Linked DNA regions of Homo sapiens: region 1 is linked to region 2. Evidence: read pairs that join two places in POLR2A ChIA-PET (ENCODE). Cell type or tissue: Panc1. All regions are shown on one strand. Links, peaks and the distances in the headings refer to the core of each region. The heading gives the core; the rest is flanking DNA.

Region 1 (5,382 bases), core at 219-5,218, 70 kb after region 2:
AGAGATGTAATTCCAAGAATCCTGTAACCAGCAAAACACACTGTGGAAGACTCAGTAAGGGAAAGATCCGGTTTCTTTAACAAATACATTGAACATAAAAATAAAATTTAAGGTAAAGCCTAAAGACTAAAAGAGAAGATGTGAATCTGTTGCACAATCTGGACTTTATTAGGATCCTCAAACAAACATATTAAATTATGATATTGATGACACAGCTGGGAATTGGAACACTAGCCCTTCAGGGATGTTAACGAATCATTAATGCTCTAGATGTTATGGTGATATTACGGTTATGTTTTAAAAAATCCTTATTTTTTAGAGATGCATATTGAGATATTTTCATGTCTGGAATCACCTTCAAAACGCTGTAGGGGTTGGGGGCATACACTGAAAATTGTGAAGGCTGAGTGGACAGGAACCCAGAGGTGTTTTATTTTTTATATGTTTGAAATTTTGCATTTTTTAAAAAAGAAGAGAACAGACACACTGTGCCGAATAGGGTTCTTTCCAAGTCCACTGGAACCCAAAAGCCAGAGGAAGGGAAAGAATGACAGAGCATGAATCAGGATCAGGGAGGTGAGAAACAGCAGGCGCAGGGAGACTCCGGTAGGAATGCTCACCCAGGAAAGGTGGAACTGAAAATAACGGCACACACACGACCGTGGCTGGGAAATCGCGCCGCTGCCTCCACATCAGATGTGGGGCCGCTTCTATCAGAGTGATGGAGCCATCCCTCACCGAGGTCTCTTTGTCCCTGCCCAGCTGGTCCGTGGGGAACTGGAGTGCCTGCAGTCGGACGTGTGGCGGGGGTGCCCAGAGCCGCCCCGTGCAGTGCACACGGCGGGTGCACTATGACTCGGAGCCAGTCCCGGCCAGCCTGTGCCCTCAGCCTGCTCCCTCCAGCAGGCAGGCCTGCAACTCTCAGAGCTGCCCACCTGCATGGAGCGCCGGGCCCTGGGCAGAGGTAACCAGGGTGGGGTTGGCATGGGTGGCAGCAGGGCCCCTGCATGATCTGCTGTGTTGCACATGGCCCTCACTGGGTGCTTATCCTGACTGTTCTGTGCAGTGCTCACACACCTGTGGGAAGGGGTGGAGGAAGCGGGCAGTGGCCTGTAAGAGCACCAACCCCTCGGCCAGAGCGCAGCTGCTGCCCGACGCTGTCTGCACCTCCGAGCCCAAGCCCAGGATGCATGAAGCCTGTCTGCTTCAGCGCTGCCACAAGCCCAAGAAGCTGCAGTGGCTGGTGTCCGCCTGGTCCCAGGTAGGTGCACTGGTCTCGCGGGAGCGAGGTTGACTAGCTCTCCCCTCGGGACTGCCTCTTCTCTCCTGGTTTTTCTCTTCTCACTTCTCTCTCTTCTCCCCTTATATCTCTTCTTGGCTTCCTTGCACCTTCTCAGCTTCCAACAACTTCATGGGGTTGCTTAATCTCCTTTGGCTTCTGAATCGTGTCCTGGGAGCAAATCACACAGTGGCGTCCACGTCATCATCACTGGTCCAGCGTGGAGCAGAGGACGAGAGGGTTGAGGGGGTGTGAGCGTGAGAATAGGGGTTCACTCATCTCACTGACAGCGGGGCCCTGGAGACTCACCTAACTCCTGGGCAGGTGTAGCCACATTCCAGGAAATGCGCGGCTCCTGAAGAGCAGGAAGAACATGCGTTGCTTGGGAAGAAACAGTACCCATTTCCTGAGACAAGTTTCCGGGGGCAGCTGTTCTATTTGCGAAAGGAAACTCTCCTGTTAGTTTTGTTGAAATCGATCACCTGTTGCTGCAGGAGGCTGGGAAGCCGTTTCCTCTACACCATTCAGGAGCTGTCCTGGAGCCCTTCATCATGGGAATAACGTTGGAATCATGAGTTTGGAATACTGATGGTTTCATGACCAGCTTTGGACCAAGTGGTTCCAAAAGCACTTTGGAAATCTTACACCCCACAGAGTGGCAACAGCACCACCAGCCAAGCATGAACCTGTCTGAACGGGGTATTGAGAGATCACCGTAACCCAGAGCTGTGCCTCTGCATTGCCACAGCAGCTGTGGGAAGAAAGCTCCTCCCTGATCCCACGCTCCTCAGGGAGGGACCCGGATCTCATCAGGCACTGCGTTTTCTCCACCCTCGAACGATGGCTTCTTTGTTCAGATTGGTAGGAAGTGCCAAGCAAGGCATTGAATCCTGTTGAGACTCTGTTTCAGTTTGTTACTAAAAAATAAGAACACCCTTGCTCGCTTAAGTGAGCTTGCCATTGCTAACAATGCACTTCAGGTCCTCTTTCACCTGGAGGGTAGGAATGAGTGTCCCACAGAACTGAACGCACTGTCATTGGAAAAGACACATCCCTGGGTGCATATCCCTAGAGGCAGAGTCTACAGAAAATAAGCGATGTGGGCTGCATAATCTATGGGCTGTGTCCAGGTAGAAAGTCCTTGCCCTGAAATTTAATACATGCACACACATCCCACACCACACACACACACACACATCCTACACCACACACACACACACATCCCACACCACACACACACACACACATCCATCCCACACCACACACACACATCCCACACCACACACACACACACACATCCCACACCACACACACACACATCCCACACCACACACACACCCCACACCACACACACACATCCCACACCACACACACACACATATCCCACACCACACACACATCCCACACCAAACACACACACATCCACACCACACACACACATCCCACACCACACACACACAATCCCACACCACACACACAATCCCACACCACACACACACATCCCACACCACACACACACACATCCCACACCACACACACACATCCACACCACACACACACACATCCCACACCACACACACATCCCACACCACACACACACAATCCCACACCACACACACACACACATCCCACACCACACACACAACCCACACCACACACACACATCCACACCACACACACACACATCCCACACCACACACACACAATCCCACACCACACACACATCCCATACCACACACTCACACATCCCACACCATACACACACACACACACACACGTCAGAGCTTCTCTCTTAGGCCTGGATCAGCGAGCAACCAAGAGGAGTGTTCCAAGTCCTCTCCATCTTCGATCAGGATGCACAAAAAGCACACCTGTAAGCCTAAAGATGTGAGTGCAAGGTCAGGACCTGGGCAGGTGTTGCCACCTGGGCTCCTCTGCTGGGGAACCTGGGGACACTTCAGCCAGAGGTCCACTGGAGCTGCACAGCATCGTCCGCTCTACCCCAGCAGGAGACAGCAACGCCAGGGGCCGGGACCTCTGTCCCAGAGACCCTCCGCGCCCAGTCTGTGGTGGGACAGTGTGCCTTGCTCCTGTGTGTTCTCCCTGCAAGTGGGGGCTGCAGCCTCCTGCCTGGCCTGCTCGTTTGCACAGGGCACCTCTGCACAAGCCAGGGTGTCTGCAACTGGAGCAGCTCAAGCTTAGAGCCTGCCTTAGTGGAGAGCTAAGGGACGTGCTCTCCACGCACGCTTCCTTTCCTCGCAGGCAGCACTCAGATGCCTAGGGAAGATTGTGAGCCCTGAGTTTCTTCTACCTGCCCCAGCTTTAGGGGCCAACATCACTGCATTTGCGTGGGTTAATCCATGGACCCGTGGTAGTTACCACATGTACTTATGTATTAAGTTTCAGTATGCTTCGATATCAGTGACAGCCCAACATTTTAATTTTCCAGTGAAACGGTAGCTTTAGAATTACTCCCTTCATGGTTTCTGACTGCCCTGCCCCTACTTATGCCCCATGATGCTGTGCCACTGACTTCAAGTTCCTCTTATTTTTAATGATAGATTCTATAATGTCTCTTAAAAATGCTAAGGTCCAATAATTTTCACTGAATGTTCACACTTATATAAATGTTCAAGCAGATATCTCTGATATTTTAACCCACAGATTTTGCAAAAAAAGAGATTTTTTTCACTGACTTCTTTTGTTCTCTTCTTTTTAGTGCTCTGTGACATGTGAAAGAGGAACACAGAAAAGATTCTTAAAATGTGCTGAAAAGTATGTTTCTGGAAAGTATCGAGAGCTGGCCTCAAAGAAGTGCTCACATTTGCCGAAGCCCAGCCTGGAGCTGGAACGTGCCTGCGCCCCGCTTCCATGCCCCAGGCACCCCCCATTTGCTGCTGCGGGACCCTCGAGGGGCAGCTGGTTTGCCTCACCCTGGTCTCAGGTAGGGGAGGCCCTCGGTTCCTGGAGAGTGGGCGAGCACAGCTTGGCCTGGGGTTGGCCGCTGGCTCCCGGGGATGCTTCTGCGAGGGTGTTTTCCCCAAAGCTGGCCAAGCTACTGCATGAGGTTTTCTTTCCAGAGCATGTGCGGGTGGCCTGGTTCCTGGGTGTGGGTGTGGCTTTCTGAGGATGGTCTCCAAGTGTTGCTGAATCTTTTAGGGCACATATGTTTTCCTCTAAATGTCACCCAATTAAGTATAAGGAAATGCAATGCCTTGGGTAAAATCTGGGCTGAATTCCCCAGAGATGAGTGTGAACAGGAAAGGAATGCGAGCCCTGGGATAAATAGGTGGTTGTTCTTTTCAGCCCACCCTCAGCCCTCACTGTTTCCTGATCGGGTCGCTAGCAGCCTCATGCCCACCATGGAGCGGGGGTTCCTTCCTCGGGGTCTTTGTTCCTGTGTTTCTCCTCGTCTGTGCCCGCGCCTCCCACCACCCCTGCGATGCTGCTGGCATTTCTGCTTTCGGGTCGGGGTGGGCCCAGACCCCTTAGGAGTTCCGAAGGCTGACACTCGGTTCTCTGCAGCACACTGCAAGCGTGTGCACTGGCTTGTGGCTGCCCGGTAGAGAGGCGCTTCATCTGGTCTCCTTTTCCCATCTCTTGGCTGGGAGAGTGAGCCTCTTTCTAATTTACACAGAGGCCCTCTGCCTGCTGCAGAGGCCCTGGCTCTGATTCTCTCCTTTTGGAGAGATGGAGGTGGAAGGAAGCAGGCGGAAGGGAATAGGAGTGACTGCGTGTGGCAACAGCCCCTACATGTGCTCTCTCACTGTCTCGCCCATCTCCATGTGGGTCCCTAACTGGGTGCCACAGTGGAATGGACAGGAATAAGTGCAGGGACAACAGCTAGCCACCGTGGAGAGCCCTGTGTGCTGGCGCTGCTCTGAGTCAATTCCTTTCTCTCTCCTATTAGCCCTCTAAGGGGGTAACCTTATCATCCCTATTTCACAGATGAGGCAACTGAGGCACAGAGTCAGCTCCCACAGCGCTAGTGAGAGGCACAAGCTCACCTGCTCGATGGGGTCCACACGTGTCATTTGGCTTTGGAGAATAGTCACTGCACTGGGGTCCTTGGGTCCTAGACATGGTCCTGCCCGGCGCCCTCT
Region 2 (5,382 bases), core at 281-5,280:
GGGGAGGACAGTGTGTGAAATATGGTGATGAAGGCCCCAAGCCCACCCATGGCCACTGGTCGGACTGGTCTTCTTGGTCCCCATGCTCCAGGACCTGCGGAGGGGGAGTATCTCATAGGAGTCGCCTCTGCACCAACCCCAAGTAAGTATGCCTTGACCTCCTTCCTCACAAACGACTGATTTCCATGCCATGAACCCTCCAAGCAGTATGCCTGTGTCTCAGCTCTTTTTTTTTTTTTTTTTTTTTGAGATGGAGTCTCGCTCTGTCACCCAGGCTGGAGTGCAGTGGTGTGATCTTGGCTCACTGCAACCTCCGCCTCCCGGATTCAAGCTATTCTCCTGCCTCAGCCTCCCAAGTAGCTGGGACTATAGGTGCCACCACCACGCCCTCCTAATTTTTGTATTTCTAGTAGAGACACGGTTTTACCATGTTGGTCAGGCTGGTCTCGAACTCCTGACCTTAGGTAATCCACCCGCCGTGACCTCCCAAAGTGCTGGGATTACAGGTATGAGCCATCGCGCCCGGCCTCAGCTCTTAATAGCAAGCCTGTACTGTACATATAATCGTAAGAAGCACTGAATAGGAAAGGTATTTCACTCAAGCATTTCTTAATTACCTCTCTGTGCTATAACTTAAGATGCTTATAACTACCTGACCACAGCAAAAAAATAACAGCAGCAACAGTGATATTCAGGAATTGAATTTTAACCACATTTACTTGACATACCAAGGATCTGCTTAAAACAAATAAATAAATCATAAGAAAAGTGTATAGAATACAAATAAATAAGATCAGTAAGAACAATGGTTTTACGTGGAAAAAAGCAAATTTGGGGGTTTTCCATCAAATATATTTACCTTCACAACAGGAGGTTTAACTGCCAGCTTCTGTAAGAAGTAAGAATGAATGTGAGAAGCATCACCAGTGTGCGGAAGTGAAGAGGCTTTAATTTTTAATTTTTTAAATTTAACTTTTATTTCAAGTTCAGGGGTAGAGTATAGGTTTGTTACATAAGCAAACTTGTGTCACGGGTGTGTGTTGTGCAGATTATTTCATCGCCCAGGTATTAAACCTAGTATTCATTAGTTATTTTTTGCAGTCCTCTCCTTCCTCCCACCCTCCACCTTCCAACAGGCCACAGTGTGTATTGTTTCCCTTTATATGTCCATGTGTTCTCATCATTCAGCTCTCACTTATAAGTGAGAACATGCGGTATTTGGTTTTCTGTCCCTGCGTTAGCTTATTAAGGATAAAGGTCTCCAGGCTCCATCCATGTTCCTGCAAACAACATGATCTCTTCCTTTTTTATGGCTGCATGGTATTCCATGGTGTGTATGTACCACATTTTCATTATCTGGTCTAACATTGATGGGCGTTTAGGTTGACTCCATGTCTTCGCTATTGTGAAGGTGCTGCACAATGAACATTCATGTGCGTGTGTCTTTATGGTAGAATGATTTATATTCCTTTGGATATATACTCAGTAATGGGATTGCTGGGTCAAATGATATTTCTTTTTGTAGGTTTTTGAGTAATTGCCACACTGTCTTCCACAATGGTTGAATTAACTTACACTCCTACCAAAGTGTATAAGTGTTCCTTTTCCTCCATAACCTCGCCAGCACCTGTTATCTTTTAGCATTTTAATAGTAGCCATTCTGACTGGTGTTTTTCACATCTCCCTTTGCCCTTAAGCTTGTTTAAGATGTGTCACTTGGCTTGTTGTTTCAGTCCCATCTTTAAAGCATGAGCTCACCTCACCCCCTACGCCACGCTGTACCCCTTGCGCTGCCCGCATTACCAGTGTGTACATGCAAATTCTCTGGGGTGAGCTGTCAGTGCCAACCAGCAAAGGTGACTGGTTCTTTAGTCTTGGTCTTTGGGTCCTGGCCTTGTCACCAGAAGACTGGTGGTGGAAAGAAATTTTGGTCTTGAAAGCAAAGTCATTGAACTTCCCTCTGAGTTCCACATTCTCTCAAATGTGCTATCCTGGGAAAGTGTGGTCCTCCTCAATCAGCCCCTCCCTGTGCAGGGTGAGGACAGCCCTGCCCACCCTGCCTCACCACTGCAGAGGCACTGGGCCCAGAGAGGAGCAAAGACAGGCCAGCCTGCCCTGCTGCTCTTGTAAAGGATTCACTCAATAGAAAAGGGAGTGCAACCTTACCATTCGTGTGTAAGAATGTGTTCTAGACCACTTAGAAATCCACTTTTCCAGCTGGGCGTGGTGGCTTCTACCTGTAATCCCAGTACTTTGGGAGGTTGAGGTGCACGGACAACAGGGTCAAGAGATCAAGACCATCCTAGCCAACATGGTGAAACCTCGTCTTTACTAAAAATACAAAAATTAGCTGGGTGTGGTGGCGTGTGCCTATAGTCCCAGCTACTCGAGAGGCTGAGGCAGGAGAATCACTTGAACCCAGGAGACAGCGGTTGCAGCGAGCCGAGATCACACTACTACACTCCAGCCTGGGTGACAGAGCGAGACTCCATCTCAAAAAAAAAAAAAAAAAAAGAATCCACTTTTTTCCTAATTACCCATTCTAACACTCTTAGCTTCATCTCTCCAATAAGCCTAATTTTAAAGAATTTAGTAGCTACTAAAATATAAAAATTCTAACTTCAAAATACACATTCCAGGCCATCGCATGGAGGGAAGTTCTGTGAGGGCTCCACTCGCACTCTGAAGCTCTGCAACAGTCAGAAATGTCCCCGGGACAGTGTTGACTTCCGTGCTGCTCAGTGTGCCGAGCACAACAGCAGACGATTCAGAGGGCGGCACTACAAGTGGAAGCCTTACACTCAAGTAGAAGGTAAATCTCAAACTGCTTTCGGGTAATAGCCTCATGCTTTACTACCTTTACTTTTTAAAGAAGTACATGATTGAGAGTGTGGTGCACAAATAAACCAGACGTCGCTCTGGGAGGTGAGGGTCGCATATTCTCTTCTGGAGGTTAGTTTTATTTTGCCAGCCCCACCATCACGACCTCTTATCTAAACTTCACCAGCGGTGAGGTCAGAAATCAACACACCAGATAGAAAGCGTGTGCATAATACAATGAAACTCATCAAAGAAGTGATAAAAAACACAAAGTAGATCCTGCATGGAAATTGAATCAGTATGTTTTTGAATTAAGAATTACAGTAGTTGTTGCTATAAGCAAGTTACCCATTGAATACTTATAATTGTCAAAGAATGAAAAAGAAATTTCAGTATATTTTAGAAAATGGAACAATTTTGAAGCATAGTATGTTCAGAAAGTCTTGATCTATAACTATACACCAAGAAGTTTATTTGTGGCATGTATAAGACTTTACTCCCCAGTGGGAAAGAAATAAGTGTTGTTTTCATGATTAAAATAACTTAAAGTCAGTAGCTCAAGTGGCATAATTAAGGAGAAATTCAAAGAAAACCTAATCATCTCATTGCTTGAAACTGGGAACATTGCCCGAAAAAATGACAGAAGCCCTTTGGATGTACATAAGTGGGACGTCCCATCTGACATTCCCATTCATCATCTCAGTGCATACAGTGTTTTCACAGTGTCAGGTTCATGCAGTTAGAAAATTCTGAAAGGAAATTACAAGCAATTTCCCGGAAGCATGTTTGGTTGTCCCTTTACTCCTAAATCTGTACAAATGTAGCCAGTATGATACAGGCCACTAGGGAGGAGAGAAAGGTAGAATGAACTTTGAAACCGTGGTTCAAAAATGTGTGTGTATTCCTCCTGACTGCCAATCTTCAGTGAATAAGCTCATTAATCATGGAAGCACACAGTAATCATGGACGCACACACTAAATTTGATTCTTAGAATTATTCAGTTGGGCCTCTTATCTTGAATGATAAGGAAAATATCTGTAGATGAGTCTCAGGCCTATAAAAATTTCTAAGACAGATGAAATTTTCATCATTAATTGTCCCTCCCCTTTTTTTTTTACCAAGAAGAGAACAAAAGGGGCAAAATGGTTTGAAAAAAAGTTCATATTAAATATAAACCAAAAACCTTGAAATGGATTATTTAGGAAGGAAGTAAACTTCCTATTTCTCTAGGTACCAATATTTTAAAACAGTTTATTGTATTTGTGGAAAACATTGTTCTCGAGACTTCATCTAAGTTATTCCTTTTATTAGTTTAATTTTTATGTATTTTACCAAATGCGTTAAGAAATTCAGTGATGTTTTTGATTCTTTTATTACATTTTATCTGTAAGAATTTTGTGTGTTACTACAAAATGGCAGTTTTTTTTTTTGGATTTCTACAAGATAGTAGTTAATGATACTAGTGAAATAGTAAAGCATTAATGTTGTAGCCAACAAATATTTATTGAATGCCTACTATGTGCCAAACACTGTATAAAAATCAAAGGTCTTAAAGGACACTGTAGAGTAAAATTTAACATTGAAGCAATAAATAAATTTAAAGAAACAAAACAAAACATAATGAGGCAACCATTAAAAATGCCATTGTAATGTATTATTGTGTGGGAGTTATTTTATGGGGGAAGAAAGAAAGTCTATCTAAAATTCAGAGCAAAAATGATCAGAGCTTAAGTATTTTTCTTATTTGTGTTTGTGTGTGTATTTCTTTTTAAGATCAGGACTTATGCAAACTCTACTGTATCGCAGAAGGATTTGATTTCTTCTTTTCTTTGTCAAATAAAGTCAAAGATGGGACTCCATGCTCGGAGGATAGCCGTAATGTTTGTATAGATGGGATATGTGAGGTAATCATGATCCTTCATTCATTCAACAAATGATTCCGGACAGTCTGCTTTGTGTCAAGCATCCTGTAGAGGCTAGAAAGACTGGACATATGAGACAAGCCTTTCCCTCTAAGTTGCAGCCCAGTGGGGAGAAAGCCAGAAGAACACATTGATGACATGCTGCTTTGCTGCAGTGGAAGTGTGTGCAGAGCATAAGGAGAGGGAGGGGCCCGTTCTGTCTTAGATATGGGTCTGGGACATTCGTGGGGCTCCTAGGAGAAGGGAACATCCACATCCAAGCTAGATCTGAAAGGGTGAGTTGGAAGAGGGATGTCAGGAAAATAGAGAGGGGACGTGGTGGTGCCAGATGCATGGGTTGCTAGCCACTGATTCAGTCATCAGAACGCCCAGAGGGAAAGTGGGGGACTGGGGGATGCTGTGGGAAGGGTTGGGGTAAGAAGAGGGTCTCCAAGGCCGACTCCAAGGCTGGATAAGGAGTTGGGATTTTTATCCTGTGTCCATGTAGATAGAGCAGGCATTGAGTCTGGGAACAGTGGAGCCACAGGATTTGGTTGCGGTTTGTGGGCAGTAGTGTGGAGAGTCAGTGAAGCAGGGGTGGGTGAGAGCCTGGGCCACTTCGCAGCTCGGACAGAGGCCTCAGCAACATAGAGCAGCTAC

What was found. ChIA-PET counts read pairs that join two places held together with the same protein. Peaks named below come from ENCODE experiments on the same cell type or tissue, not always from the same donor. Only the 100,000 strongest peaks of a DNase experiment are listed, where the experiment ranks them.
Region 1: POLR2A ChIA-PET joins it to region 2 with 13 read pairs; 2 of 35 experiments call an interaction of 5 or more read pairs at or near these places.

Annotation. Positions count from the first base shown.
Region 1 is chr5:5,302,506-5,307,887 of GRCh38, forward strand. It overlaps ADAMTS16 (ADAM metallopeptidase with thrombospondin type 1 motif 16), which reads left to right. Exons shown (of 23, transcript NM_139056.4): 19 at 763-964; 20 at 1,067-1,261; 21 at 3,999-4,223. The region is part of intron 4 of LOC101929200 (a long non-coding RNA gene); the gene reads right to left. Among named protein-coding and RNA genes, the nearest start is that of ICE1, 120 kb to the right of the region's middle. In Panc1, for the core only: no CTCF peak of the experiment used is centred there; a DNase peak (open chromatin) is centred at 2,246.
Region 2 is chr5:5,232,375-5,237,756 of GRCh38, forward strand. ADAMTS16 (ADAM metallopeptidase with thrombospondin type 1 motif 16) reads left to right here. Exons shown (of 23, transcript NM_139056.4): 12 at 1-142; 13 at 2,640-2,812; 14 at 4,595-4,725. Among named protein-coding and RNA genes, the nearest start is that of ADAMTS16-AS1, 59 kb to the left of the region's middle. In Panc1, for the core only: no CTCF peak of the experiment used is centred there; no DNase peak of the experiment used is centred there.